Linked DNA regions of Mus musculus: region 2 is linked to region 1. The links are chromatin loops, found by intact Hi-C in ENCODE. Cell type or tissue: left cerebral cortex. All regions are shown on one strand. Links, peaks and the distances in the headings refer to the core of each region. The heading gives the core; the rest is flanking DNA. Region 1 holds the start of Jph4 (junctophilin 4). Region 2 has its middle 19 kb from the start of Dhrs2.

Region 1 (15,592 bases), core at 6,646-9,145:
GTGGATGCACCTGCTGCTGAGGCTCTGCTGTTTCCATGGCAGCCAACAGCCAATCAGGGTTGCCAAGCCTGTTGCTGGGGAGACCAGCCAGCATCTTCTTCCCACTGCCTGATCTTCTAGTTAGTGAGATCAGTATTCCCCCCACCCCCTGCACATGCCTCCACCCTATCTAGCCCAAAACGTTCCATGATGCTCTGATCTCCCTCTGCCCTGGCTTAAGGCCTAGATTCTAGGATCCATACAGCCAGACACAACTACAGACACATTCTCTGGCCCAGTCATCTACTCAGGATTTGACATGGTCATACTTAAGCATATTCACACATGGGCACGTATACAACAACTTGCCCATCGTGCAAGTTCTTGACTCATATTTAGGCCTATCCTCATGCCCTCTGAAGTACCCTCAACCCTCATTACCTCACTAAAGAGCACAATACGTAAACATTCAAATGTGTGAATTCCATAAAGCAAGGGTCCTTGACTCTCATTCCAAACCAATTTTGGCTATTTTTAGATCTGTGCTATCTCACAGAACTATTACGCACTTAAAATGTGGCTGCTCTCAACCAGAAATGATATAAGTGAAAAAACTACATGCAACATTTTAAAGAATCCAGAAGGAATGCAAATTACATTGCTGTTTGAAAGGATAAAAATTTTGGAAATATGGCTTAAATAATAATATGTTATTAAAAATCATTTTACTTGTTACTTAAATTTTTTTCCTGATACAGGGTTTCTCTGTGTAGTCCTTGCTATCTTGAAAGTAGCCCTGAAGACTAGGCTGGCCTCGAACTCAAGAGATCTGCTTGCCTCTGCCTCCTGAATGCTGGGATTAAAGGCGTGTGCCACCGCGCCGGGCCCCACACCTGTCTTGTAGTCTTTCTGGACTTTACTGCTTTAGCTAACAAGACTCTGATGCGTGGAAATGTAATCTTATTTACTGAAAGACAAATCTTCTTTAGAGGCAAGACTCCTCCCTTCAGATCTGAGTAAAAGAAGCCAGAGCAGGCAAAGTGGGTAGAGAATAGATTTCAGCTGTAAAAACCAGACCTCCTCAAAAGCTAGAAATAGACTACAGCCAAGGCTGAAATAAAGTCAGGCTGGAAACTAGTGAGGAAAGGTCTATAGTGTTTTGTCCAGGATGGAAGCTAGTAGTCTGAGGCCTGAAGGCTGAATGAGCTAAGCAAGAAGACCAGGGCAACCAAGAGGTTTCAGGGCCTGTACAAAGCAGCGTTCACTGTGCCAGTCACGCACCAAGGAGTCTATAGGTGCACATATTCACACAATAGACTGTGGCATTGTCTTACTACCCCGCCCCCCGCCCCAACACTCAGCCACCCACGGTTACACCCACACCCACCTATAGCCTCAGTTTTAAACACCCTCAGTCCTAGGGCTACAACTATCTGGACACAGGCCTGCTCATGTTTCCCCAATAGGCTGTAGAGCTTGGGTCTTGGTTCTCTCTTAAGTGTGGTTAGTACCCAGAGGAACCTCTCCTCTCAACCCAAGTTGGATCTGTGCACCAGATGCCCACCTGGCAGCCGCAATTTCCTGGCGCTGGCGGGCAGCACTCACAGCTCGACGGGCACCTTCGACAGCCCTGTCCACTTTCTCCTTGACTTTGCCCCGTCTAAGGGCCAGAGGCAGGAGGCTGCGGACACGTCCCCCGTGTACCAGCCGGTTACGCTTGTACTTGCCCTCCTCACGGGAGCCATCGGGCCGGGTGGTGCGCCCGTATCCGTGGCGTCGGTTGCCCAGCCACTCGCCTTCGTAGCGCAGCCCGTTGGATCTCTGGCTCACTCCATAGCCACTGCGCCGGTCCGCACGCCACTCACCGGCGTACACCTCAGTGGCTGAGCCCTCGATGAGGGCAGGTGGAGCTGGGATTGGGGGCCCGCTGGCCTCGGAGCCCGGGGGTCCTGTACTGCCCACTTCGCTGCTCACCTCGCTGCGTAGAGATCCCCTCTTGCTGCCCAGGGAGCTGCGGCGCCCACCAGCCCGGAGCCCGCTGAGCAGCAGTGAACGGCGGAAGAATCCACCTGCTGCTGGGGTGCGCTTACGGGAAGACGCCCCGTCGGCGTCCCCTGGCCCCGCCAGCACGAAGCCGCCTCGGGAGCCGGAGGCTGGGCTGCCTCCTTCATCTCCTGGTAGGGGTAGGGGTGGAGGCGGCGTCGGGGGGTCGCTGTGGCCGGAGTCCAGGGAGGTGCGGCGGGGTGAGCGCAGAAGCGCCGCCTGGTGGTAGGGTACACTTTGGCGCACCCCGTAGCCGTGGCGTTTCCCGGCTTGCCACTGGCCTTGGTAAGTGCCTGTGGGTGTATAGGAGTGAAAGAGTCAGAACATTTCAGTGGGCTCCCAAACCCACTAATTCGTAGCCCCAAAGCCCTTGGAAGCTCAAGTGACAGGTGGAAGCAGGGAGTGCGGAGGTCTGGGAAAGAACAGGCCAGGCTTCGTTGGAAGGTGTGGAAGAGCAGATGAAAACAACTAGAGTAGCATAAACACGTGGATTTTGGCAATGTCAGTGGACTGGGGAAAGGCAGAGAAACGGGCAGGCTGGAGTATATGAAGGACAGGTGGCTCAGAGACCGTGATGCTCAAGCTGACAGGTGGCAGTGTGTAAAAAAGGCACGTGACAGGCAAGCAGGACAGCAGGCTACAAGCTGACTTGAAGATTACAGGTTAAGTGGCGAGGGGTCAGGCAGGTGGAAAGGGCAGGCAGGTTGGAATGAGAGAGAAGCAGGAAGAAAAACTGTCAAATGAGTTTGTTATGAGTATGGTGGTGGTGGTTGTGGTGGTGGGAGAGGCAGGAAGATGGAGGTTGGGGTCCTGAGCTGGGGGATGGTGTGAGGGACGGACGGCAATACTGGAAACAGAAGGCTGGCGCACCGCACGCATATGGCTGGGGAAGGAGGATGGAGGATGGGAATAGCAGGGCGTGGAAGGCGGAAGGCTGGGGAAGCACACGCGCCCCAGGCCGACGGGAGGCGCACGCGGACGGGCAGACAGTAGTGGGCCGGGCCCCGCACCTCCATCCGAGTAGGTCTCGGTGCCGTAGCCGTCCTGGAAGCCGTCCTTCCAGAGCCCGGCGTAGCGCAGGCCGGACACGCTCTCCCATACGCCGCTGCGCCCCTTCAGCCCGCCCAGCCACTCGCCGCGGTAGGTCCAGCGGCTCTTGCGCTCCACGCCCAGCCCTTCGCGCTTGCCCTGCTGCCAGTGGCCCTGGTAACTGTGTCCGCCGGGCCCCGTGAAGACACCCAGCGACTCGAAGCCGTGAGCCCAGCAGCCGCTGTACTCTCCCTGGGCGCCGGGCCCGGTGCACACGCCGTAGCCATGTGCCCGCCCCGCCTCCCAGCCCCCCACGTAGCAGCCCCCGTCGTCAAAGTCGAACTTGCCCCCGGGGGACATGCATGTAGTTGGCGCGGCCTCAGCCCCCCGGCAGCTCAGCGCATCATGGGGCTGGAGAGCCGGCTGGGGGCCTGGGGGCCGGGCGAGGCTTGGGGGCGGGGGCAGTTAGACCGGGGCTGGGCGGAGGGGCCCCAGCGCGGGCAGGCAGGGCCGGACCCTCATCCTGAGTGGCTGCGGAGAAAGAGGGGTGCAAGTGGAGAGCGAGGCAAGTGGAAAGCGAGGTCCCCTTCTTTGCCAGCCGCTCCCCTGCCGGTAGCTTTAGGGCATCAGCACCGCCCTCCAGCCCTCCTCCCATCCCCCCTAGGCAGCATCTTTTAGCAGCTCCCAAGCGGTGAGGGCAAGGGGGCTTTCCCATCCCTCCCAACTTGTAGAGGGCGCCTCCCGGGACTTGGGGTCCCAGCGCTGATCCCGAGTCCTACTTTTCCAACCCAGAACCCCAGAGTGTGGAGCGTGGATGGCAGTTGGAGGTGGGGGACCTGGGAGGGGCCAGGGCAGGGTCTTCCGACACCTGCTTTCCTGGCGATTTGGACCCCTCTGCCTGGATTCTTTGGCTCCGCTAGCAAACCCGGGTGCGGGGGAGGCAAGGGGGTAAAAATGTAGCTAGCTAGAAAGCCGGCCCCAGGTGGGCCGATGGTAGAATGGGGATGTTGGGGGTGGGGTGGGGGATGAGGGTAGGGATGGGCAGACTGGCGAAAGGGAGGGGACAGGTTACTCACCATGTGTGCTGGGGCTCAGGCTGCCTCCCAGGCGCAGTTTCCATGGCAGGGTCCCTCCACTCACACCTCACCAGGACAAGCCAAGCCCCCTTCCCTTCCGGAGAGACTGCTACAACCCAGAGAAGGAAGGTGGGGGAGCTATGGGAGAGTCCCTTTTCCTCGGCTGAAGGTGCAGGCTAGTGTGGGGGGTGAGGTAGTGGCAGGGTGGAGGGGATGAGAATAAGTGTAGGGGGAAAAAAATCTGTCTTGAACGGAGACAGCGAAGAGGAGCTGGGGGCTGGATGGGAAAGGGGAGGGGGCTATCAAGAAGGGGTGTTTTTATTTTTTTCTTCTTATGGTTGGGAGAGGAAAAAAAAAATCAAAATTCCAATTCCATCCCAGCACAAATCAATGTTTGCTCCAAACCCAGCATCAAGGGGGAGGCTGGGCCAGGCAGATTTAAAGGGGCAGAGAGAAGCGGAGAGGAGAGGGTGGGGAGAGAGTCAGTGGCAGTGGGGGTGGTGCGAGGATGCTCAGGCAGAAAAAAAGGGGGTTCGCTACCCCTGAGGTGAGGGAGAAGGCAGGCGGAGAGGAGAATGGAAGGCTCAGAGACCCCCACGGTGGAAAGAAACCGTGGCATGCAGGCAGGGAGTGGAGTGAGGTGGAGGGAGGGGAGGGGAGAGGAGCTAGGGGGAGGAGTCTTAAGATGGGGAGGCAGGGGGAGGCCAGAGCCAGGCGGGGGAGGAGAGATGCTGGGGAGACCGGGAGTGCGAGAGGAATACAAAGAATGAGGTGCAGGGGTGAGAGCTATGGCAGGGGGAGATATAGCCGGCATGGGAGATGGCGAGGGAGACCCATTCCAGGACTCTTGAGAGATAGCTAGGGAGAGAAGTCAAGGGTGGAGGGAAGGAGGGGAGCAGAATCACATAGGGAGAAGAAGAGAGCGAAATAAGGCTCGCGACGAGCGGGAGAAAGCTCTGCAGAGAAAGGGCAGGCATGAGAATAGAAATCCCGGCAGGAAGAGCCCACATGGAGACAGGAGGTCCGGAAGTGGTGTTTATGAGGACCCTGGGGAGAGGGATGAACCTGCCAGCTGCTTGGCCGGAAGCCAGGAGGCATTTGAACGTGGATACCTCTGCCCATTCAGCTCAAACTCCTCCACCAGACAGCGCCCACCCTGTCACAGTTTTAGAGGTAGCTTGAGATGGGGCCCTGTCTGGAGGCCCCACTAAGCTAATGCACACAATATTCCGCGGACACCAACAGTTTGTCTAGGATGGGCCCTCTGAAGGGAGTGTTGGTATGTTCATTAAGGGGGCTCAAATTTGAGGAGGCCACCAAGATCTTAGGGCTCTGGAGTCTTCTCTTTCACAACACAGCAAATTACACAAGTTTGCTTGAGCAGGCTTTTGCTGTGGCCCCTTAAGCCCATCATCGACCTCTTCGAGTCCACTCTCCAGATTGACAGCACAAGTAGACCACACAGGTATTCACGTACTGCATTCCCTCCCTTCTCAGCTTCCTCTGGCCTGCCCCTGCGTGTTTACAGGGAAGGAGGCACCAGTGTGCTCAATTGCCTTTCTTTCCCCATAGGACCTAGTCCCCGCTGCCCACCCCTCATCCCCACACCTGATTTAAAGAGATCCAGAGCCCCGAGGGGGAAGTCATTCACCAAGGGGCACACTGGCAAAGTTGGCAAAGCTAGAAGTAGAACACTAAACGCAGACTTTTATTTTTGTTGGTGTTGGGAACGGAATTCTGGTTCTTGGGATAAAGCGCGTGCTCTATCACTGGGCTCTAGCTGGCAGCTTGGTGTCTTTCGAGCCCTTCAGTTCTTCCAGATGTCTGTGCTTGGGAGCATCCCCTAAAGTCAGGGTTACATTGGGTACTTTGGTAAAATAAAGAGTATGAAGATCGAAATAAACAGGGATTTCTCTTGTACACACACACACAGGCACATGTGTGTGCATACTACACACTATGTATATATTAGTGGGGTGGTGGTGTGTGCATGTGTCAGAGAGAGAGAGAGAGAGAGAGAGAGAGAGAGAGAGAGAGAGAGATATCAGAGGAAGTCCTTGTCTTCTGTCTTGTTGAGATAGCTCTTGTCTCCTCTGTGTAATGTACTCCAGGCTAGTTGGCCTGATCCTCTTGTGGACTCCCATCTTTCCTTAGGAGTGCTAGGCTTAGATGTGGGCCACTGCATCTGGCTTCTCACCTAGGATCCATGGATTGAGCTCAGGCTGTAGGCTTGTGTGTCTGCTGAGCTATATCCCTAAATCACATTGTGTTTTTCTAGAAGTTTCTCCAGGGCAGAGACTACTCTTTTTTTTTTTTTTTTTTTTAAAACAGGGTCTCATTATGTTCCCCAGGCTCCTCCTTCATCCTCCCCGAGTGCTGGGATTACAGGCACAGCCACCTTAACATCATACTCAGCAGGGAACCACATATTTAAAGCACTTTTGAGAACAAAGCAGGGTAGCCATCAGGTACTGGGGATGTGTAGCTTAGTAGGAGAGCATGTGCCTAGGATGTGCAAGGCCCCCAGTTCAATCTCCAGTACCAAAACCAACCATCACCAACAAAAATCCCAGAGTCCATTTGGGGTCCACTTAATACAGGATAGTTGGTTCATATATTCATTCATTCATTTCTCATTAGACATCTACATCTTTACTGGTGAAGTCCTGAGAAAGTCTTGTAATATATGGGACACACAGCCCTGGCTGTGCTCCTCCCCCATTTCTCTGAGGGAGCTAGCCTTTTGGCCTGTCCCTAATGGTTGCTACAGTCATCTCTTTCAGAATAGGGACACTTGTTATTTTTATTGTTTTCTTTCTTTCTCTCTCTCTTTCTTTCTTTCTTTCTTTCTTTCTTTCTTTCTTTCTTTCCTTCTTTCTTTCTTTTTTTCTCTTTTTCTTTTTGAGACTGAACTGGTTTGTTTTGTCACAATTTACAAATGTAAAAGTGTCATGGAGAGAGGAACTGGTGTTAGCTGGAGCTAGGTTCTGTGCTTGGCACTCTGTCTGCATTAGCTCATCGGTCCCCACACCAACTGTAACTGAGCAGTCTAGGCCGGGAGCCAACACTGGCCTTCCTAAACTGACAAAGCAGAGCACATTACCTGATGTGTCTGAGCTGTAGCTGGCCTGTCTCTACAATGGGGATATTACAGCGCAGCAAGGGCTGAAGTGACTATATGAACAGTACAAACGATAATATACAGAGAAAAAACCATTTAGTATGGTGCTCTCCCAGTGCATTGTAAATGCCCAACAAATGGTGGCTTCAAAACTAACTTGGTATTATTTCAGTTTTATAATCTGGATCTAGAAGTTACTTAACATGCTAATGTGTAACAGCCCTTAGAACTCCACGTATGTCAGATTCCCAACTTAGTAAGTGTGTTTCTCATTGCTAAGATAAAGTACCCAACACAAGGAACTTAGTGGAAGAAGGGTCTCCCCTGCCTCACAGTCTGAGGGTCAAATCCATCATGGTGGGAAAGGCATGGAGGCTGATAACCACTCTCTGGGATTAGCTGGGGAGCAGAGGAAACAGAAGTTCTCAGGTTGCCTCCTCCTTTAGAGTCATGCTAAGAGGCAAGCCTGTGGCTGTGGTGCCACCCACACTCAAAGCGGGCTTTCCCTCTTCAGTCTCTGGAAAAAGCCTTATAGACCCATCCAGAGGTGTGTTTCCATGGAGATTCTAAATCCTGTCAAGTTGACAAAATTATCCATGCTCTAACAAATGCATTGGGGGAAAGTAAGACAGCTGTTGTAGACTTGTGAAAGTCAGACACAATATCAAGAAGAAAATAAGAATTCCTGTAGTCTCCTGTGTAATAAACACCTTAATTTATTTTCTTTTGCAAATCTATTTATTTTTACGTTTTGTGTATGAGTGCTGAATTGAGTCTATGCACCAGGTGCTTGTAGAGCCCAAGAAGGCCAGAAGAGGGCACTGTGTGCTTTGGAACTGGAGTCACGGCTGGGTGCTGGGAATTGAACCCAGATCTTGTGAAAGAGCAGCCAATGCCCTTAACTGCTGAGCTGTCTATACAGCCCCCTTTAATTTCATATAATATCTTCTCTATAGCTTTTATTTAACAGGTTGTTAAGTTATACTTAACCTGTACTTAAGCGTGTACTGTATTTGTTCTCTTGGCTTTATATAATAAACATTTTTGTCCTATCATTAAAATATTATTGAATCCTGAATGACTGTGCAATCTTTAATTGTCTGAGTGCATTAAGCTTTGTGAGCTATCCAAGCACAGCATTTTTTTAAAAATCCTATTTGTTTGCTTGTTTCTTTCTCTTTTTTTTTGTGGTCTTTCAAGTAAGGGTCTCACTATGTAGTCCCTGGCTGGCCTGGAGCTCACTATGTAGCCCCAGCTACCCTGGAGCTGACTATATAGACCAGGCTGGCCTCAAACTCCTAGATAACTGCCTGCGTCTGCCTTCTGAGTGCTGGGATCAAAGTTCTGCGCCACCATATCAGACTCCATATTACTTTTTTTTTTTTTTAAGATTTATTTATTTAATGTTATAAGACACACCAGAAGAGGGCATCGGAGCCCATTACAGATAGTTGTGAGCCACCATGTGGTTGCTGGGAATTGAACTCAGGACCTCTGGAAGAACAGTCAGTGTTCTTAACCACTGAGCCATCTCTTCAGCCATCCATATTACTTTTTAATAGCAGAAATATGCACATATAAGCTGGGTGGTGTGGCACACATCTTTAGTCCCATTGTTCTAGAGGCAGAGGCAGGTGGAGCTCTGTGAGTTCAAGGGCAGCCTGGTCTACATGGTAAATTCCAGGACAGCCAGGACTACACAGAGAAACAAACTACCAACAGCAGCCCCCCTCCCCAAACCCACCACCACCAAAACAAAAACCCAAAGCTAATGTTTGTGGAGAAATCTTTCCATTTCTGTCTGACATTTAAAAAAATTTCCATGAAAATTAAAAAAAAAACCCCAATGCGTGTATTTTCGTGTGCTTGTGAGTGCACATGTCTCAGGCTCATGCGAGGTTGGAGGACGTCTTTGTGGAGTTGGTTTTGTCTTTCCACAGGAGATTTGGGGCTCATATGTAAATCATTAGGCTTGCAAGGTGAATACCTTGATCTGCCCAGTCTTCTCACAGTCCCTGTCATGAAAAATTTCAAACACATGCCAGGGACAAAAATGAATGGAAGAACTTCCGTGTACCCCCTTACCCAAGCGGATCAACAATTACTCTAGCAAGCAATTACTCTTGCCTAATTTCGTTTTCTCTTTTCTGATGTCAAGTTTTGGGATACTTACACTGGTCTGTTGTTTTGTTACTCTGAGGCAAGTTTTTCCACCTTTGTAGCTCCTGTTGGCCTTGACGGTGTTCCTCCTGCCTCAGTTTCCGAACCATGAGGTACATGCATATAAAACCATCAGGCCGCATTCTGAAATAGGATTTTCCCCCTCAGCTCCAGCCTGAAGATAAGTCCTTAACTGTATAATTACTGGATTCTGGGTTAGAAATACCTTTTTAAGATTTTTGGCTTTATTTTGCCAGGAATGCTTCTAGAAAGGTAGTGTGAATTTGTACCCTCAGCAACTATGCAAGAGAATGCTGGTCTGTTCTGATTGCACCCTGGATTTTATTGGCTGTTCTGCATAACACCTATGTGCCTATGTATATTAATTTACATGCTTGGAACTCCCCCCTCCTCCTCCCCCTGCCACCCTTTTTTTTTTTTTTTTTTTTAAAGATTTATTTATTTATTCTATGTAAGTACACTGTAGCTGTCTTCAGACACTCCAGAAGAGGGAGTCAGATCTCGTTAGGGATGGTTGTGAGCCACCATGTGGTTGCTGGGATTTGAACTCCTGGCCTTCGGAAGAGCAGTCGGGTGCTCTTACCCACTGAGCCATCTCACCAGCCCACCCCTGCCACCCTTTTTTGATTGCTAGGCTTCTACTGAGAAAATATCTGATGGCTACAGCAGAACAGACTCTCCTGAAGAGGCCACAGGAAACCTGTCATTCTTAGGAATCCCAGCTGGGCTTAGGGCCGTTTTTCTAGAATCAGGTAGCTATGGCTCCTAGCTCAGGGAGGAACTTGGCAGTCCCATGCCTCATCTAAAGGGCAGCCACCAGGGGTCAGGATGGGGCTAGAGATCCTGACTCTGGGAGAGAGCAGGAATGGCTGGCAGCCAGACACTGCATTTCCTCCGTCTGACCGCTGCTGGCTGGTGGCACAGCTAAACCTCTACTTGCCAGATCACGATTCCAGAATGCTCTGCAAAAGGTATCCTTCCCTGTTTGGCTGCACCAGTGTTTATCAGCTTGATGAGCAGGGAGCTAGATAGCCCGGACTCTGAGAAACCCACATGCATGCTCTGGCATGCATCCTTCTGAGTGCTTCCTTTTCTAACCCCCATGCTTCACATCTGTATTAAAAACACCTTTAATAAAACCAGGCTCTGTTTAATTGGCTGGCAGAAGCCACACTGCCAAGAGAACGGAATTTGCTTTGTCTCTGTACATGTTTCTGTAGGACCGAGCTCACCGTACAGCAGGAATTTTAACTTGACAGCCTTGAGCTGAGGGAGCTAAGGATGGTTCCGACGAACTGTGAACCCTTTCAATTTCTGTGAATAGTGAACGCATAGAGCCTTCCTCTCTGGGGAAAAAACAATAGCTTTTATGAGATTCATGCCTCAGGCAGCCCAGGATTTTATCATATCTTTCCTCCGTCCTAAGCCTCTTCATTTCCTGTGGCGATTGTAAAGAGCATAGGGGGTTGGAACATGGTGTTCTTGGGGGCCAGGCTAAGGGACTGGACTTTTCTAACCACCCAGAGGAACTAGGAAAGAGCCTGGGTTTTCCCTGGGATTCGATGGAGAAAGGAAGGGATATTCAGTGGGGGCTAGGATGGATTTGGATACTTACCTATATAGGTACTGGGGCAAATTAAGTGGCTGGTGTGTAGTGGAGGATTAGGAGGGAAAAGGCTGATCTCAGGCTAAATGGTCTTGGAGCCTGTGCCTTTGAGTCCTGAGTGTTGGGCCAAATGCCAGAGGTAGCAGCCAGCAAGACCACTTACTACCAGGATAAAGCTTTAAATCTTGCTCCATCTAAATCTTTCACCCTGGGCAAGTATGGCTGGGAGGTAGCCTTAGTTGGTGTAATACAAGTTTGCTCTGTAGAAGAAAGAGGATCTGGGACCTAGAGTGCCTGAAGGCTCAACATATCAGAAAATGAAGAGAAAAATTCCAAACACTCCAAATCCCAATAGGAGGGTTTAATCTTATTTCATACTAGTCGTTTGTATTTGTACATGTAGGTAAGAGGAAGATTCAGTGAGTTTTGATCATTACTCAAGTTCACTTAGCAGCTGGAAGGAGAGGAGGAGGTAGCCAGAGAGGACTGGTGTTAAAAACACAATTATACAGAACCAGAGAGATGACTGAACCAGGAAAGGGACTTACTGTGTAAGCCTTCCATGTCAGCTTGAGTTCCCAGAACCAATATAAAGATTGAAGGATAGAATTGCTGTTACAAACGTGTTCTGTGATCTCCACACATACGCCACCACATACACACCCACCCCCTATCATGTACACATAATAATAATAAAATACAAGTTAAAAATCTAGAAACTTCAATTATGCAGGGATAAATGTAGAAATGGCTTCAGACTTCAGATTCTGGTTTCTAGCATTTCCTATGGCCCTGCGGTTCACCTATCTGCTTTCCCAGGGGGGAATTTTCACCTTTTGCAGCAGCAACTGCTGCTCCTCGCAGAATTTCCTTGTTAAATGAAAAACAAGCAGGTGTTAAGACTGATTACCATCTTGTTGACTTGCAGATGAAAATAGAAAATTGGGAGGGGGGGTGACATCTTCGAAGAAAAATGAGAACAACTGTTTGAAGTGGTATGCCAAGAATAAATGAATACAGGCATGGTGATACGTGCCTGTGACCTCAGCACTTAGGAGGTGGAGGCAGGAGGATCAGGAGGTCAAGGCCAGCCTCTACTACACAAGAGTTGAAGGCCAGGGAGCTACAGGAGACCCTGTATCAAACCAACGAACCAACCAACCAACCAACCAACCAACCAACCCACCCACCCACCCACCCACTCACCCTAAAGCAGGAGAATATGTTTCTAGGTTAGGAAACCTTTCCTTCTGTCCTAGGGGACAGTAGAGACCTATTCTCCCTTTGCCTTGTGTGAGTCCTTTGTCCAGAGACAGCAATCACAGACTCTATTCCCACTGTTTACACACCAAGTCCTGTGCAAGGCTGCCCTTGGCCTGGATTTGTTTTTGGACAAGAGTAAGAATATTCACATAAGGAGGTCAGCTCCATTCTCCCACTTTTAAGAGGAAATCTTTGCATAAGCACATAAACCTTCCACCCAATTTCTCATCATCCATTGCTTGCCATGGGTGTTGGTGCCAGATGCAAGTGGGAAGTGAGAAGGCTGAGGTCAGTTTTAGTCTTCACTGAGGACCAGGAAGCCAGAATCCTCTACTGTTCCATTTCCCGGGAGATCCAAGAAGGCTTCACACATAGCCTGCAGCTCCATGGGGGAAAGGGGGTCTCCAAAAGGGCATAGATGCCTACTGCCAGGAGAAGGTATACCTGGTGTCTTCACGTCAGTACTGTGGGTGCCAAAGCTTCATGATCTCTGACAAGTTCCTATGGGTCTGCTGCTGCTAGACCAGTGACTGAGGGCTGAGTCATGTCCACAGGAGAGTTTCTTTGTCACTAAAGCCTGTAGTTAAACCACCATAAACACAGCCTTATTGTGGGCTTGCCTATGGAGATTCCCCAACACCTTGCCTTTGGTAGCAGCCATCTCATCTATTGGTTGTAATGGCACCCTGAGCTTTCTTGTCACCAACACAGATGTGGCTTATTCGTAACCACCCAATCTTGGTACTTTGCTTCAGCAGCCGGACAGGCAAGATGCTCTCTCACTCAGTCAGAGATGTCTTCCCTAATGACACCGTTGTATTTTCTCCTCAGCTCTGGATTCTAGGAGCTACCCTGGTCCTAAGCAACAGCTATGAAGAAACCACAGTGGTCTCTTGTGAGTGTGGCTTCAAGATCGTGGGACTGCTGGCCTTGCTTCAATCTAATGCAGTCTAATAGTATGTGACACTCCAAAACAGCTCTAGGTCCCACCTTCATGATCTACCCCAGTGGTTCCCAACCATACTAATGCTGTGACCCTTTAATGAAGTTCTCCATATTGTGGTGACCCCAGCCATATCATTATTTTTGTTGCTATGTCATAACTGAAAATTTGCTACTGTTATGAATTATAATATAGAGATCCGATCTTAGGCCACCCTGTAAAAAGGGTTGTTTGACCCCAATGGGGACATGACCCACAGGTTGAGAACCACTGCCATAGCCCACATAATGACTGTGATGGTGATGCCTGGTCCCTCATATCATTGGCCAGCCTTCTGTTTTACTGACCGTCTGTACACTCTGGTGTTTTGCCAGCTCTCTTCCTGCCTATAGCAATATCCTGCCTATGCTGGGCAGGAGCTAGTCTGATTATGTTCAGAACGACCTGGGATATTTATGCCTTTGTGGTATGTATCTAAAATCTCCATCCTGACCTTGAGATGAGCTTCTCTTCAACTGCCATGAGACCCCCTTGCTGGCAAACTTTAGGAAAAAAGAGAATGAGGTAACTTACACTGCCCTAATGTTTTATAAGTCCCGTACCCTCAGACCAAATATCAGGACTAAGCCGAGGAGATTGTGTGGCCCTGTTTTCTAGTGGCAGCAAACATGGTAAGAGTGTGAAGGCTGTGATCCTTGCTCCACACACAGCAGTGCTGTGCTGAGTGAGGCTCTCACTGTGAGAGGGTACTGTTTCATCTTTAATAAATTCAGCATTAGATTAAGCACATTCGAAGGCCAAGTGACTCATTTCTATTTCTGGCTTTCAGACACGGGTGACAGTGGTGACCTCAGACTGTGGACAGGCAGGATTGTTTGAGAGTTGGTGACAGTGAAACGAGTCTTATTATCTCCCTGGGAGACTCCTGGATGCCTTACTGATTACCATTATTGGTACTTTTATAATTAAAAATTTTCCTTTATTTCTGTTTTATACGTATGGGTATTTTGCTGCATGAATATCTGTACACTATCTGTCTGTGGTGCCCAGAAGGAGGTATTGGATTCCCTGGTACTGGAGTCACAGCCAGTTGTGAGTTGCCATGTGGGTGCTGGGAACCAGACCTTGGTCCTCTGGAAAAGCAGCCAGTGCTCTTAACTGTTAAGTCAGCTTTCCAGCCTTATTGTTAGCAATTTTGAGATAGGATTTCATGAAGCCCAAGTTGGCCTCGTAGTTAGTCTATAGCTAAGGGTGACTTAGACCCGTTGAGCTTCCTGCCCTCACCTCCCAAGTGCTGGGAGTACAGATGTTACCACCACATGTGGTGCCAGGGATTGAACCTATGGTTTCATGCATTGTAGCTAAGTATGCTGCTCAGTCCCCACCCCTCCCTACTACTTTAGAAGAACTTCTGGCAGGGTTCACCTTGATGGTGACACACGAACCCTCTGGTCCTTGCCCTGAGTGCATTTCAACTCCTGGGCTTTTGTCATTGTGAGCTTACATTTGAGCACTCCGGTTTTGTTACATCTTTCCTTTTCCAAGCAGAACTAGCACTCTCCCGGCTGGATGCCTGTGGTCCAGCTGCTGCTGCAGGGTTGCCTGGATACAATGTTGCCTGTGGCTATGGATACAATGTTGCCTGTGGCTATGTGCTTCCATCCCATCCTTCACTACCGAAAGATGCCACCCAAGCAAATGCTACCATGATGGATAAAAACATAAAGGCTGTCACATGAATCTGTAGGCGGCGGCCTCCTTCCCAGGCACCTTTAGACCGCCAAAGTCTAGATGCTAGCCACCTACACAGGCAGGGTGATGGGAGCTGAGGAGTTATTCCTTAAACTGGGCCCCAACACAAGGAATGTGAAGGGAGAGGAATATTTGTGGGAGCTAGACAAAGAGGCTCGGATATATCCAGCCAGGAGCATGCCTCTGACAGTAGAATACTTAGGCCCTGGCAGCCTATCTGGGCTGGATCCAGCCTCTCTTGGGACAACACTTATGCTAACTAAATATTAATATCATGTGGTAGTAAAGGAAGTAGGTACCAACGCAGGAGACCTGGGGCACCTGAAGCACAGAAAGCAAGAAGGACTTTGCAGGTTGTTAGCTAGCAATCATCTTCATGTTCTAGTTGTTCTTCTCCATAAACACAGCTTTGGTATTAGGCCTGAGTTTAACTACAGGTTCCTCACAGGCCACTAGGTCCCCTCACAAGTTATAGGGCATTCTTCCTAGTACCTGGGAGAAGGCTTGGGTCAGCCAGACTGTAGAATGTCTTTGAGAAAGTTGTATAATCTAAGACTCAGTTTCCTTATCCTTGAAAATGGGTACAATATTACTTCACA
Region 2 (15,592 bases), core at 8,363-10,862, 85 kb after region 1:
TAAGTATGTGTGTCACTGGCAAGGGTGTGGACAGACTATGGGCAAAGCACAGGGTTGACAGGCATCAGCTGAGTGAGAAGTCGTGGTGATTGTGTGAGCTATATAGATTACTGAGGGGCAGGGCAGAGAAAACGCCTGGGCACAAATACCTGCCCTTACCACCTTCCTTCCCTGCATTCTCACTGCAGAACCCCCTGAGAGGACCAAGCCTGTATCTCAGGACAAGAGAGCCCACTGTATAGTTTACAGGGTCGAGAGTGGGTGGGAAGGGTAGAAGGATGAAAAAGGCCGATGGTGGTCACTCAGCTGCTTGGCACCTCGAGTGGTGCCTTTATGTTTTCCACTTTACAGTCTGTCTGGACCGGTAGCCCCTTGCCTTTGGATGGCTTAGAGTTTTGTACTGCGTTTCTTTTGTTGGATACATATTATAACATGTGCTGTGGCCCTAACCATGCCCCTTTCCTATGCTGAAGTCCTAATGGGCAATGTGACTCTTTGGAGGAAAGACATCATTTGCCCTAAATGATGTCATGAGGACAGATCCAAGGGTTAGACTTATAGCAAAAGATATCCCGTAAGAGAGGGCATCAAAAAACTCTGTCTCTGCCCCTGTCTATGTCTGTCCTTCTCTCTGTCTCGCTCTCTTTCATCAGGACACAACAGGAGGTGAATCCAACAGGTCCTGAGAGAGCAGCCCTCACTAGGAATCTACTCAACAGACTTTCCTAGTCTTCAGAACTGCAAGAAATACAAGGCTTTTGTTAAGGCACTCAGCCACTGGTATTTTGTTTTGGCAGTGTGCACTAACTTAGAAACATATAAAAATGATATACTACATATGTAACAATATATGCCACTGTACATTCAACTACTCCTCACTAATAGAGTGTTAAGGCCACTATACACAAACAATGCCACCAGGTACGGCCTTTTACCAAGTCATTTCCCATGGTAAGGGTATGCTTTAAGAAAACGCCTGGGAAGGGATTGTTGGATCAAAGTGTGCTTTACCATTTTGATGGACATAGCCAGAGCAGCCGCCATAGGCTTCACACCTGTTCACAGCAGCCATGTATGAGGCTCCTGTGCAGCTTTTAAACACCTGGGTTAGAAAAATGTGAGTGACTTATTGAGTTATCTGTCAGCAGAATCCGTCACCTTCACAATGCATAAACTGTCTGAATTTATGAGTGTGTACGTTTCCTCCTCGTTTTCTGACATCTCTTCCAGATTTATTCAGCAGAAATAAAATTCCTTTACTGAATAGAATTCTCTGGAAACAGTCCCGTGTGTCACTTTAACTCTCAAAGAACAGCACCTGCCCCTACATACTGAAAACCTTTCATAATAAAAATAACCTAGAGGAATGCCCCACCAAAAGAGAAGTCAGAATTTAATGTTTGATTCACAGGTGGCTTTCCCTCCTTGCTTCTTTTTCTCCTCTGCCAGGTCCCAGGATAGGAGTCTGATTTATGAAGGAGACATCAGAGCTTTTGCTCTCTTTGCACTCACGTCCTCTATGATCAGGGTTGGAGAGAGGTGATCAGGAGACAGGACAGTTTACTTGGCTCTCTGAACCTGGCAGATGTCTTCAGCAGCTTTCCCTGTGGCACTGTTTTGGAGCCATCAAAAGCCAACATGATTAGTGACACTGGATCTTGTGGTTTGAGTATAAAACATCCCTATTGGCCCATTTGTTTGAATACTTGGTCCCCAGATGGTGGTGGTGTTTGGGAGGTCGGTAGAATCTCCAAGAGGAAGAGTGTGTGGCTGGAGGCAGAGCTTGAGATTTGACAGTTCCCCACTTCCTGTCTGCTCTCTGTTTCCTGACTGTGTCTGCAATGTGACCTCATGCTTCAGGCCACCATGCCTTCCCTAATGTGAAGGACAGAATCCCTTCATAAACTGTAAACCAACATAACTCTTTCGTTTCTTCTTCTCTTGTCCTTGTTCTTCTTGTTCTTCTTTTGGTTCTTCTTATTCCTCCTCCTCCTCCCCCAACCCCCTCCCCTCCCCTGCCGCCGCCGCCGCCTCCTCCTCCTCCTCCTCCTCCTCCTCCTCCTCCTCCTCCTCCTCCTCCTCCTCCTCCTTTATTCTTTGAGGCAGAGTTTCTTTGTTTAGCCTTGGCTATCCTGGAACTTGCTTTGTAGACAGGATGGTCTCAAACTCGAGATGAGCCTGCCTCTGCCTCCTCAGCGCTGGGCTTACTTTTATGTGACTGAAGCAGTCAGAAGAGCTTGATTTCATTTTTCTCTGGAGACGCAGAAGTTGGCGTGTTTTGCAAACATTGCTTTGGGGGCAACATTCTTATATGCAGTGCTTTCTCTTTTAATGGTGCAAACATTTCTCCCTCTCTGCTTGCTGACTGTGGATCAGTCTGACCAGCAGCCCCATGTCCCTGCTGCCATCCCTCTTCTGCCCGCCATGGTGGACTTCTCCTTGAACTGTAAGTCAGAATAAACCCCATCTCCTTTAAATTGCTTCCTGACAGGCATTTCGTTTCAGCAATGATAAAAGTAACTAATACACATACATTTAATGTTTCAGATATATTTTCATAATGGGTCTTAGGCCATTAAACTTCATTTGTTTCTAATTGTATCATGCATAAATTATCTATTACTACAATAGCCAAAACACCAATGTTCACTATCTCATACACTATCTGAGGGTCTGGAATTCATGCTAGTTTAATGGACAGTTTTGTTTCAGAGCCTCCTGTGAGTCTGTAGTCTCAAATGGGCCTGTCATCACTTGAAAGCTTGCCTAGAGAAAGAGCACCTGCCTCCCGGAGGTTCATGTAACTGAGCAATAGTCAGTTCCTTACCACGCTGGCTTATCTGTAGTGTTACTCAAGATAGGACAGTTAGCTCCAGGATGAGTGATCCCACAGAGCCATAGGCTTTTTCTTGACAGCCTTGGAAGTGATCTGACATCACCCATGACAAAACATTGAAGGGACAAAGGTGTGAACACCAAGAGATCAGGACCTCCTGGAACTTGCCAGAGCAGGCCATAGGATCTGTGATGTCATCCAGCATGTCCTCACAGTCAGTGCCAACTGTCCCATAGACTTTGGCTGACAGAGTTACATCTGTGGGAGAGAATCCCTCCAATGTTTTAAGGCTGCCATTTGGTCACTTATTACAAATGCAGAGTGAGGTGTATCCCACTGTCTCTAGAGGTCACAGCAGTAATAGCACTGTAACTCTCTTTGCCATGACTCTACTCCAGATGACAACTTTTCTTTTCAATGGATGGGGAATGGGTTTCGAGATAGGTTTCCTAAAACTTGATCTGTAGCTCAGACTGGCCTTAAACTCAGAGAACTGCTTGCCTCTGCCTCCCTGGGATTCAAGGCATGTGCCACCGCTGCCCAGCTCTAGATGACAACTCTTATAGGCTGTTTTCAATGCAGTTAAACTTCTCCCATAGTGCCTAGTGCTTGTGCCTTACCCATAGATTCCTTAAATAAAACCCTGGGTGGCCAGAAATACAAGTGTAAACTGCACTCTACCAAAGATTTAGCACAATCAGAAAATACTTCTAATGTCCCCACAAACCCACAGTACCATGCTCACAGTGCAGAGGTGGGGACCAGACTCACAGGATGCACTCTGCCTGGAGCAGAGACTGTCTACCTCTCTGTAACAGGAGAAGTGAGCACGGATATGGAGATGCCCCATGGAGAAGACCTAGATGCCTACCCCATCTCCGAATATTCAGATCTGTGAGTTTAATGGTTCTGTCATTACCATGCTCCTACAGGAAGGGCTCTTTTCGAGCCTGGTGGGAACTCTCTACTTGACATTTATATGTAACTGAAGGTAATAGACCATATTTGGGTTTCCATACCAGAGTCTTGTACTTTTGGTTCCTGTGCAATACTTTCTGTATTCTTATGGCCTAGGTAACCCCTGGGGTTTGCTGCCAGGAGGGGCAATCCTAGCTATAGCAGGCACTTATCTTGCTAGCTAGTAGTACCTGCTGATTGCCAGGACTCAGCCAGCTTTGGCACTACTTCAGTCTACTCGAAACCACAGAAGCATACATCACCACGTGGCTTTATGGATGATGAAATGTGCCCAAGAGGGGTACAGGTCACTCTGTGTTTGCTCCCACTGACCAAATCCCTTCTTTTCCACAGTTGTAACTGTGTGGGCCATAAGTCTATGAGACAGTTTGTATTGACTAAGAGGATATGCAGGAGCTGTCTCAGTCTGTCAAAGTTGTCCTGAAATCATGGAAGAGCTTTAAAACTTGAAGGCTGAAAGCACACACCCTAACTGGCTTGTTAGAATGCCTCCCACTGCTGGAGATGGGCTTTGATGAAGATTGTCATGTTCCCCTCAATGTGTGAGGACAGCCCTTCCTCAGTAACGCCTTCCAAGTCTTCCTGGTTTGAAAAGAAGGCTCCTCTGACTTGCGTCATTCCTGGATTACTGTTGTATCTACTTGATGCCCTGATGTCTGCCAGCAGTGGGTTTCATCTACTAACCTTTTGGTGCAGGGATATTTCATCACAGCCTGTCTTTTGGAAGTAACTGGGGAAGACAGGAATGAACGAACGCCATGTCACTCTTTGTAAATCATTTCATTTGAGGAGTGTCTTATAAGCAGTACTTAGTAGGATTCAGAGAAATCTGATCTAAGACTCCTCTCACGCTCATTTTTGAAAAGGTATTTTTAATTCATTCTTTGGACAGTATCACCCATGTATACAATGTATCTTAATATTTACCATCAGCTCTCCCTCCTAACTCATAGACCCTCCACCAGTGCACCCCTCTCACCATCTTGTCCTTCCACCTCTCTCCTTTTTACAAAAAAAAAAAAAAAAAAAAAAATCTAACAAGCCTAGGAGACCTCAACCTGGCAACCAGGAAATGCCGAGGGTGGGAGAAATGGTGTTCCCTAGGGAAGAGCATCCTGGTGGGGTGGTTATCCAGTGCCAGTGGTCAGCCCCCAAAACAAACATACAAGGAACATACAGACTGTGCAAGCTGTACTTATGCATGTGTGTGTGTGTGTGTGTGTTTGTGTGTGTATAACAACAATTAATGAAAAAAGAGGCCATGAATTTGAAAGAGAGCAAGGAGGGCGAGGTTGGAGGGAGGAAAGGGAAGGGAGAAATGACCCTTCTTCTGTTTCATTTTGAGACAGGGTCTCACATGTAACCCTGACTGGCCTGGAATGAGCCCAGGATGACCTCGAACTTATGGCAATCTTCCTGCCTCAGCTTCTCCAGTGCTAGGATTACAGAAGTGAGACAATGTGACCAGTTCTGGTCCCCCTTTTTTCTTATTGATTAAGATATCATACAAAGCCATGGCACCTTCCATTTATAACTTGCTTTTGCTGATTCTCCTTCTCCCCTTTCCTCAGGCCCTGCTCCTCCAGTAACCACTTCCCATGTTCCATGCCATATGTGCTCTCTTACTCTTTCCTCTTCCTCAGACCCTCTGTTCCTCTCCTGTGTCTCTTCTGCATTTTATGACATACCTACATATACATAAAATTAAAACCTAGGAGCCCCATGTGAGATTAGCACACAATATTTTCCTTCTTGAGTTGGGGGCTAACTTATTTAATATCCTAATTTCTAGGTCCAGCATTTTCCCTGTAATTTTCATTCTTCTTTAGGCTGAATAAAATTCCATGTGCATACACACCACATTTTCTGTGGCCATTCGTCTGTTGATGGGTATCTAGGCTGATTCCATTTCTTTGCTGCTGTGATAAACACGGGCATACAATTATTTTTGTGGTATGATGTACAGTCCTTTAGGTGTGTGCCTACAAACAATGTAGCTGGGTCTCAGGGTACCGGTTTACATACCCATCAGCATCCCTTCCATACATCCTTGCCAGCATTTGGTGTCTTGTCTTATGTTAAATCACAACAATGGAATCTCAAAGTAGTTTTAATTGCACTTCCCTGATAACAGGAGACATTGAACATGTTTTATATCTGTTGGCCATTTCTGTGTCCTCTTTTGAGAGATGTCTGTTTAGTCATTAATTCTTTCATTGACTTGCAGTTTTGTTTTTATAGTATTTTATTTTTGCAGTTAAAAAAAACCATATTCTAGATACCAACTCCTTGTTGTGGTTTGAATGTGAAACATTGCCCATAAGAGTCACATTTTAATACTTGGTCCCCAGCTGATAGCATTGTTTGGAAAGTTGTGGGTCCTTTAGGAGGTGGAGTCTTGTTATGGGAAGTGGGTCACCAGAAGTGGCTTGAGCCTTGGCAGCCAGGCCTCACTTCCTGTCCACTCTCTGCTTCTTGAGTGTGCCTGCAATGAAATGAGCCCACCTCTTGCACTGATCACTGCATCTTCCGTGCCTGCTGTTGTGTCTTGCCCACCATGGAGGATTGTATCTCTATGGAACTGCAAGCCCAAATAGACCCTTTCCTATTTAAGTTTTATGGTCGTTTGAGTAAAATGGCGCCCACAGGCCCATAGAGAGTGGCAATATTAGGAGGTGTGGCCTTGTGGGAAGACATGTGTCACTAGGGGGAGGTCTCAGAAGCTCAAGCTTGGCCAGTGTATCACTATCACTTCCTGCTGCCCATGTATCCAGACTTAGAACTCTCAGCTCTGTCTCCAGCAGAATGTCTGTCTATATGTTTCCTGCTCTGATGATAATGGACTAAATCTCTGAACTGTAAGCCAGCCCCAATTAAATGTCCTTTATGAGTTGGCTTGGTCACAGTGTCTCTTCACAGCAATGAACCCTAAGACAAGTTGCTTTTGTCAGAATGTCTTATCACTAATAACGAAAACAGCTCCTGTCTGAAACATGGCTGGCAGAGATTGTTCTCCCATCTTGTAGGCTGCCTCTCCACTTTGCTCAGTTTCCTTTGCTGTGCAGAAGCATTTTAATTTCCTGCCTCTGCATTTCTCAGTTCTCGGTTTTCCCCCTATGACCTTAGGGTCCTATTTAGGAAGTCCTTGACTAAGCCTACGCCCCCCCTCCCCCCACACCAGTTCTATGAAGTTTGTCATTGGAATTTTAATGGGGATTGCATTGACTGTGTGGATTGTTTTGGTAGTATAGCCATTTTCGCAGTAGTAGTTCTGCCCAATCTCAGAGCATCATCTAGGGCTTGATTTCTTCTTGGGTGTCTCTCACTTCCTAGGCACTCATTTCTTTCCCACTATGGTGAATGGGATAATTTTCTTACATTTTTTTCTCAACACATTCATTAGATGGACTAATCGTCAAAAACTGTAAGCAAGTCCTCAATGAAAGCTTTCTTTTGTATGCTGTTTGGTCATGGTGTCTCCTTACAGCAAAAACAAAACAGTTACTAAGACACCACTACCAAGTTGGTTTCATTTTATTGGTACATATGACACTTCCTGAGTTTGTTTTAGTTTTTTTGGGGGGTGGGGGGTTGAGACAGGGTTTCTCTGTGTAGCCCTGGATGCCCTGGAACTTGCTCTGTAGACCAGGCTGGCCTTAAACTCAGAGATCTGCTTGCATCTGCCTCCTGAGTGTTAGGATCAAAAGCATGTGTCACTACTGCTTGGCTAAGTTATTGATCTTTATGGAGAGTGTTTATTAATCTAGTAGTTTTCTGGTGGAGTCTGTAGGGTCTTTTGAGTATAGAACCACCTCATTTGCACACACAGGTAAGCTGACTTCTTTCCTACTGATATTATTTTTATATATCTCTCTTATCTAATTGTTCTAGCTCAGATCTTTAGCATAGTTTTGAATAGGAGTGGAGAGAGTGGGCATCTTGTCTCAGTCCAGATTTTAGAGAAAAGGCCCCCAGTTTTCTCCCATTTAGTATAGTGCTGGTGTGAGTATATAGCCTTTATTGTGTTGAGGTAGGTTCTGTTTTTTTTTTTTTTCCAGAACTTTATCATCATGGCATGCTGAGCTTTGTCAAATACCTCTTCTGCATCCATAAATATAGTAAGATAGCATGTGATTTTTGTCCTTATATCTATTTACATGGTAATTACACTTAGTTATTTGTGTGTGTTGAACCAGCCTGCATCCTTGAAATAAAACCAACTTGATAATGGTGTCTTAGTTACTGTTTTCTTATTGCTCTAAAGAGACACCATGGCCAAGGAAGCATATAAAGGAAGACATTTCATTGAAGGCTTGCTTACAGCTTTAGGCCGTTAGTCCATGGCTTTCTTGGTGGAAGAACACATGGCGGCAGGCAGGCAGATATGTTGTGGGACCAGAGTTATTGGATCCACCTGGAGCTGGAGTTACAGTTGACTATGAACAGCATGATAAAAATGCTCAGAATTGAACTTGGGTCCATCTGCAAGTGCAATATATGCTCTTAACTGCTGAATCATCTCTCTAGCCCGTATTTTTTAAAATTACCTCCCTCCTCTCTTTCCCTGTCTCTCAGTCTCTCTGTGTGAAGGTGAGTGGTGAGTGCAGGTGCCTATAGAAGCCAGAAACCACCAGGTCCTCTAGAGCTGGGATTACAGGCAGTGGAGAGCCACCTGATGTGGGTGTTGGGAACTGAACTCCAGTTCTCCGAAAAGAAGCAAGCAGCCTTAGCTGGAGTCCTCTCTCCAGTCCCTGAGCTGGAATGTGCTATTGGATTTTTGTTATTATTATCTTTTAAATCTGTCTTTGGAATTAGGGTAATGCTGGCTTTTTGAGTTTGGTTGTGTTCCTTCTCTTTCTCGTTGATGGAATGGCTTGAGAAGTGTTGATGTTGGATCTGCCTTAAAGTGTTGATAAAATTCATCAGAGAATCTGCAGGGAGCCTTTTCATAGGGAGGCTTAAATCACTGCTTCAATCTCATTGTTTGCTAACAGTTTGTTTAAATTGTTTCTGTAGTCTGGCTTTGATATTGGTAGGTCACATTAGTTTGAAAATTTAGCCATTATTTTGGGTTTCCCAGGTTTTTAAAATAAAGCTTTTCTCAGTCTTTCCAAAGTATTGTCTGGGTTTCATTGGCATCTGTTGTAACAACTCTTCTTTAATCCCTTAGTTTCTTTATTTGTATCTTCTTCTTTGTGTTGGTTTAGCTAAGGGTTTGCTATACTGTCAATCGTCTCAAAGAACCAACTATTTGCTTAAGTGATTTTTTAAAAGAACTTTAAAATTCTTTCTCTCTCCCCCATCCCCCACCCTCCCTCTCTCCCTCCCTCCCTGTGTGTGTGTGTGTGTGTGTGTGTGTGTGTGTTGGATATTTGCATGCTTATATGGTGCACACAGATGCTAGAAACACTGGGTTCCCACAAAGATGGATGTATAAGTGGTTGAGAACTGCCAGATGTGCCAGCTGTATGTGCTCTTGACTTCTGTGCCGTCTCTCCAGGCCCTGTTTGAAAGATTTTATGTATCGTTCTCTTAGTATTTATTGTGTGTGTGTGTGTGTGTGTGTGTGTGTGTGTTTTAAAATCTAATCTTATGTTTGTTACTGTGTATTGGGCTTGGGTTTGGCTTCTTCCTGTTTATCTGAAGGAGCCTGAAGGGGCATCATTAGGTCATTTGCTTGAGGGGTCTCTAATGTCAACATGAGCACTTACTGCTAATTCTTTCTTTCAGAACTCTTGGCTGTGTTCTAGAGGTTCTCTGGGCTGTGTGTGACTTTGACTCGGAATTAATCTTTGATTTCTTCAGTAGCCTACTGTTCATTCAAAACTGTTTTCTTCACTTTCCATGTATTTCTGTAGTTGCTGTGGTTACTATGGCTGTGGTTGCTATGGCTGTGGTTGCTATGACTGTGGTTGCTATGACTGTGGTTGCTATGGCTGTGGTTTCTATGGCCGTGGATTTGTAGTTTTATTCCACTGTGGTCTGATAAGGAGCCAGGAATGATTTTGAATTTTTTTTCTTGTACTTCTTAAGGTTTGCTTTGTGGCCTATGATGTGATCAATTTTAGAGAAGGCTCCATCTGTCACTGAGAAGAGTGTGTATTCTTAACTTTTGGATGGAATAGTCCAGAAATACCTTTTAATCAAGTTGTTCTATGATCCAATTTAGCTGTGAGGCTTCATTACTGATTTTACTTTAGAAGACCTATCTCATGACGAGAGGAGGGTATAGAAGCTCCTCACTACCTCTGCATCAGGACCAGCATGGCCTTTTATTCCTTTGGTATCTGTTTAAAAAAACTGAGAGCCCCAATGTTTGTTGCATAAGTCCTTATAATTGTTATATGCCCCTGATGGTTTGTTTCCTTTATTAATATATAGTGGCCTTTAAAACTCTCTTCTGACCAGTTCTGCTTGAAGTATACTTAATCAGATGGAAGAATCAGCCTATAGGCTGCTGTATCTTCTGTTAGAACTCTCCAGCATTTGATTCAGTTTTGGGATGTCTTTCCAAGTTAAGTGAGTTTCTTGGGTACCACAGATATTGGATCTTATATATTTTTAAATTCATTTAGTCTACATTTTTATTGATGGATTATTTATTAACAAGGTTGTTATTGGGATGAGCTTGGTATTTCCTATGATTTTGCTAATTGTCCTGGTCAGTCAGATTACCTGTGCTTCTCTCATTCCTACTCTGTTAGTGTTAGCAGTTTTCTGGTTTGCTATGTTGGGCATGGTTGGGTTGGATCTCTCCTGCTCTTTCATTATCCGTTCCTCTCAGGGGATGAACTTTCTTGCAGGCGAGACTTCCTCCTCTTTTTCTGTATACTATTTCTTTAAGCATTTTCCACAGTGCTGGCTTCATTGCTACACGTTGGCTTAATTTCGTTTTGTCTTCAAATATTTTCAGTTCTCTATCAATTTAAAGAGGTAACTGTGTTAGATAAAGCCATTTTGGTTGTGTCGTTTACTCTCAGAGGTTTAAATATACCATGCTATGCTTTCAGGGTTGCTGGTGAAGCTCTGACATTGTGATGTTTCTGATGATGTGTTGTTGGTGTTTTCTTCCCCTCAGAGCTTGTCATACTGTTTCTTTGTTTTGCATTTTTGACTATGAGATGTCATGGGGAGGTGGTTTACTGCTCATGTTTATTGTTTACATGGCTCTTGTGTTTAGATGTCCATTTCTTTTTCTAGGTTTGGGAATTTTCCTCCTATAAGTTCGTTAACTAAATTATCTACACCTTTTGACTTTGTCTGTGATCTTTTTAGTCTGTGAGTTCTTAGGTCCAGTCTCTTGACTATATTTCAAACTCCTTGGAAGTTGGATCACCCCCAACAGTGTTGTGTTCTGTTGCATAACGCCTTGACTATACGATCATCTTGAATCTGTCCTCCGCTCTTTAATCTGATTCTCCTGTTTGATCTTGTTTGTTGATCATGCTTTCTATTGTGTTTCTTATTTGAGTGGTTGACTCTTTTTCCTCTCTCTCCCTTCCCCCTCCCTCTTTCTCTCTTCTCCTTTCTTTCTTTCTTTCTTTCTTTCTTTCTTTCTTTCTTTCTTTCTTTCTTTCTTCCTTTCTTCCTTCCTTCCTTTCTTTCTTTCTTTCTTTCTTTCTTTCTTTCTTTCTTTCTTTCTTTCTTTCTTTCTTTCTTCCCCTTTTTCAGCAATTGTTTTTCTTGTCCTAGTCTTAAATTGATCTCCTTGCTTTACCCACTTATTTGAGTCCTCTTATGGTCACTGGTCCTTTTAAAAATAAGACTCTAAATTCATTATCAGCCCTCTCAGTGTCTCACTTCCATTATTGGGGAGCTGTGGGGTTGTGGGTTTTCACCACAGCCTTTGTGCTCTTTGTTGTGTTTTGTGCATCTATGGATGGGTGAGTCTTCCACTTCTGCCCTTTCCCAGTCCTCTGGCTCCTTGGTTTTGTTTATGTCAGTCGTTCTGATGGGTTGTCTTCACTAGGAACTATGTTTCCTGTTGCTGTTGATGGAAGAGACAGCTGCAGTTCCCTTCATCGATTCACCAGCAGTCTCAATGTTGACTGGCAGCAGGAGACACTTGGCAAGTTCACCTGTGTGCTCAATAAGGCTCAGAGACAGCTTTATTAATGTCCTAGTTGGGGAATGTGTCCCTTAGTGCTAAGGACATCAATATTTAAGTAGTGAAACAACGAGCTTACACGGGAAGGAATAAGGCTGGGAGAGAGGGCAAGCCTGGAGCACAGCAGTGTGAGAGGGAGCAGAGGCACTGTGACCACAGAAACAGGTAAAAGACAGATGTAAGAGCTGATGAAATATGTAAAAAAAAAAAGTAGGTGTAGAAAAGTGGAGGTCTTTCCTGAGAGATGGAAATAAAAACACAGTAGCTTCATTATTCAAGAATATAAATAACAACAGATGAAGAAAAGACTCTCCAAAACTAAGAATTAAAAACACAGGCAATAATATGAAGTAGAAAGTGCTATTATACTCATATGGGTTAGTCTTTTGTCAACTTGACACAATCTGGAGTCCTTTAAGAGAAGAGAACCTCAACTGAGAAACTGTCCTGATGAGACTGGACCGTGGGCAAGTCTATGGGGAATTTTCTTGATTGATGATTGATGTGGAGGGACCCAGCTCACTGGATGTACGATCCCTGGGAAGACAGTCCTGATTATAAGAAAGCGGGCTGTGCAAAGCCAAGAGGGGAAAGCCTGTCTGCAGCACTTCCCCAAGCGTCTGCTTCAGTTCCTGCCTCCAGGTTCCTGCCTGGAGTTAACTACATGCATTCCCTTCATGAAGGACTATGAACCATAAGCTGAGGCAAACCGTTCTCTCCCCAAGCTGTTTTCGGTCACAGTGGTTAACCACAGCAATAGAAATCCTAACCAGGACAATTTTCTCAGCCAGCATTTCAGCCTCACTGTAACGGCGTGGCTTCTGTCGTCCCAGGATTACCGTTTGTATCAGTCTTCACAAGTGGGAGAGAGGATGGCTCTTCTCAGCAATCCAGGCAGGTGACAGCAGCGTGTCTTTCTTGATAGAAAGGCTCATTGTAAGTGTAGATTGCTTTCTGTCAGAATTGTCTGGTCAGACCCCATTCTTCCCCAGCAAACTATAGCCTTGTCCCTGGTGAGTCATGGATCAAACTTTCCATGAGCCAGGGCTTTCTATGACTCAGGCTCTGAATCAGGGTGGAAGGTTTTGCTCACCTGGGTACCTCTGTGGAACACAGAATACTGTGCCAGGCTCCAAAGCACACATCAGTGATTCTGGTAGTGTTCACCAGCAATATTAGAGAAAGTCATTTTTTCCCCCTCTCAGGTTTGGGCTCACTGGTCACAATTCTGCACATGCGTGTGCCTACTGTGTGCCAGTGTGCTTTTTGGGCTTGTTTTCAACAGCCTTCTCCTTGGGAAACTTCTGGTACCCTTCCTGCAGGTGGGGTTCTGGCAAAGACAGCTAACACTATCAGCGGTGCCTGTGTGGCAGCAGCTGTGCCTGTCAGATCTGTGCTGGGAGCAGGTCACTGTAAATGCTGGTGACTTGAGGAGTTGGTGGCCGGAGACTGGAGTAGTTCCGCTAGCCCCAGCTCTTTTACTTCTTTTCTAGCCTTTTAAAAAAAAGTCATGTTTATTTATATGTTTGATTGTTCAATTATTTGCCATGGTGTGTGTGTGTGTGCTTGTGTGTGTGTGCACGTGCGCACATGCTATAGAGCTCATGGAGGTCAGAGGACAACCCTTAGGTCCTCTCCCTTCCACCATATGGGATCCAGAGATCAAATCTACATTGTTGGACTTGGTGGTAAGCGCCCACTTCACTGATTCTTCTCTGAACTGTGATATCTCACTTACTCAGATACAGCTTCTAGTCTGTCAACTTACACGGGAAGTCTCCAGCTCTATATTTCTGTTGGTAAAATTAACAAAAAATTCTTGGTTTCTCTATTGGTTTAGAAGTAATACATTCTTTTTTTAAAAAAAAAATTATTTATTTTATTTATATGAGTACACTGTAGCTGTCTTCAGACACACCGGAAGAGGGCATCAGATCCCATTACAGATGGTTGTGAGCCACCAAGTGGTTGCTGGGAATTGAACTCAGGACCTCTGGAAGAACAGTCAGTGCTCTTAACCGCTGAGCCATCTCTCCAGCCCCTAGAAGTAATATATTCTATTTCTACCTTTTTTATGACTAAGTACTTCTCCCTTTGTTTCTTTGTTCTTGGGGTTGAACCCAAAGCCTCATGAATGTCAGGTTAGTGGTCCATCACCTGGACACCCCCCCCCCCAGGATTTTAACTTTTTTTAAAAATTAAAGTCAGCCGTTAGTTTAAATTGTAATGTTTTTCTTCTCTCAAAGAAAACCAGGCTGCCTGTATCTCCATCTGCATGTTTTCTTCCTAAGGCCACATTACTGTTGTCTAGTATTTCAGTTCCCCAGGCTTTTAGCCTCTCAATAGTCATGATTTATTATCCATTGAGTGATAGATTTGCCAACTTTCTTTATTGTTCTCCTGGCCCATTGCTGTGTCTTGCACTGCATTTATTCTGTATAGGCCACATTTCTTCTTGCTGGACTGGTCCATTAGGACTTCTCTCAAGTCATTCCTGCACTTTGACTCTTCCAAAGAATGGATTTATCTGCTTTACATCTTATTATGTTGCTTGGTATTTGATATTTTCCTTCAATTATGGACCCTCAGCTGTAACTTCTGAACAGGACAATGTTTAAGAAGGGTGATATTGTATAGGAAGAGGAGGGCGAGGTCTCTGGGGGAGTGATTGGGAGCCAAGACCTAAAAGATCTGCAAGAGTGGTCCAAGCAGAAGGAGGTGTAGATGTGAGGGCTGGAGGGGAGTCAGTGATGGAAAGGTGAGTGAGTGAATGTGGGCAAGTGAGAGAGAGAAAGCTAGCCAAGACTGCTTAGGGCAGAGAAGGAAGCAGGGCTGTCTGGGGAGGCTTCCTGGGCCTTTCATAGGGATATATATATATACTTAATTTTGAGACAGTCCTAGTTATCCTCAGTGCTGAGATTAAAGGTGTGTGCCATCACACCTGGTAGTATTTCCTACTATTATTAGTCACCCTATTATTTTATGATGTCTCCTTTATATTCCTGTTGTTTATTCTCTTCTTGAACGCTATATTTACAATTCAGTTGTATCTTACCTCTAGATATTTGCACCAGCAGGATAACTTTGGGGTTGTGTGTAATTGCATCCTGCTCTTTACAACATTTTTAATGCTGAAAGCTACTGAATGGGACTCTACATCACCCTCTCCAAGGCTCAGGAGCTATCAGAGGGGCAGAGAGAATGTAAGTGCTGGTGAATTGGAAGGAGTGCTGTAAAGTGGTTTGGGACATGACATGGCCATTGCCCCTATAAACTCACAGCATCAGTGGCTAGCTACCTGCACAAGCCTGGGCCCATCAACATTCACAGGTGGAAGATGGTCTGACTCAGAAGGCCCCACCCCTCCTGAGGGAGCTGTAGATAAAGGTCATAGGAGGAGAGTGAGTTCTATTCCTCAATGGTGTAGCCACTGGTACATGGCCCTCACTCAAGCAAATAACCCCCCACCCATGATCTCTGCCGGCAGCACTAATTAAATGTAGTGGGTATACACAGACAGACATACACACACACACAGACACACAGGCACACACAGAGACACATAGTCAAACACACACTGACAAACTCACAGACACACACACACAGATATACACAGAGACATACATACACACACACACAGGTACACATACACACAGACACACAGACACACA

Evidence for each region. Hi-C counts contacts between places; a loop is a spot of excess contacts. Peaks named below come from ENCODE experiments on the same cell type or tissue, not always from the same donor. Only the 100,000 strongest peaks of a DNase experiment are listed, where the experiment ranks them.
Region 2: a loop joins it to region 1, with 2.1 times the contacts of the local background. A loop is called at or near these places in 5 of 42 quality-filtered maps.

What each region holds. Positions count from the first base shown.
Region 1 is chr14:55,111,864-55,127,455 of GRCm38, forward strand. It overlaps Jph4 (junctophilin 4), which reads right to left and starts at 5,072. Exons shown (of 6, transcript NM_177049.5): 1 at 4,128-5,072; 2 at 3,033-3,582; 3 at 1,544-2,315. The coding sequence starts at 3,411. In left cerebral cortex, for the core only: a CTCF peak has its summit at 8,055 (motif pointing right); DNase peaks (open chromatin) are centred at 7,215, 7,747 and 8,054; H3K27ac peaks cover 1,106 bases.
Region 2 is chr14:55,195,521-55,211,112 of GRCm38, forward strand. No RefSeq gene overlaps it. Among named protein-coding and RNA genes, the nearest start is that of Dhrs2, 19 kb to the right of the region's middle. In left cerebral cortex, for the core only: no CTCF peak of the experiment used is centred there; a DNase peak (open chromatin) is centred at 9,735; H3K27ac peaks cover 535 bases.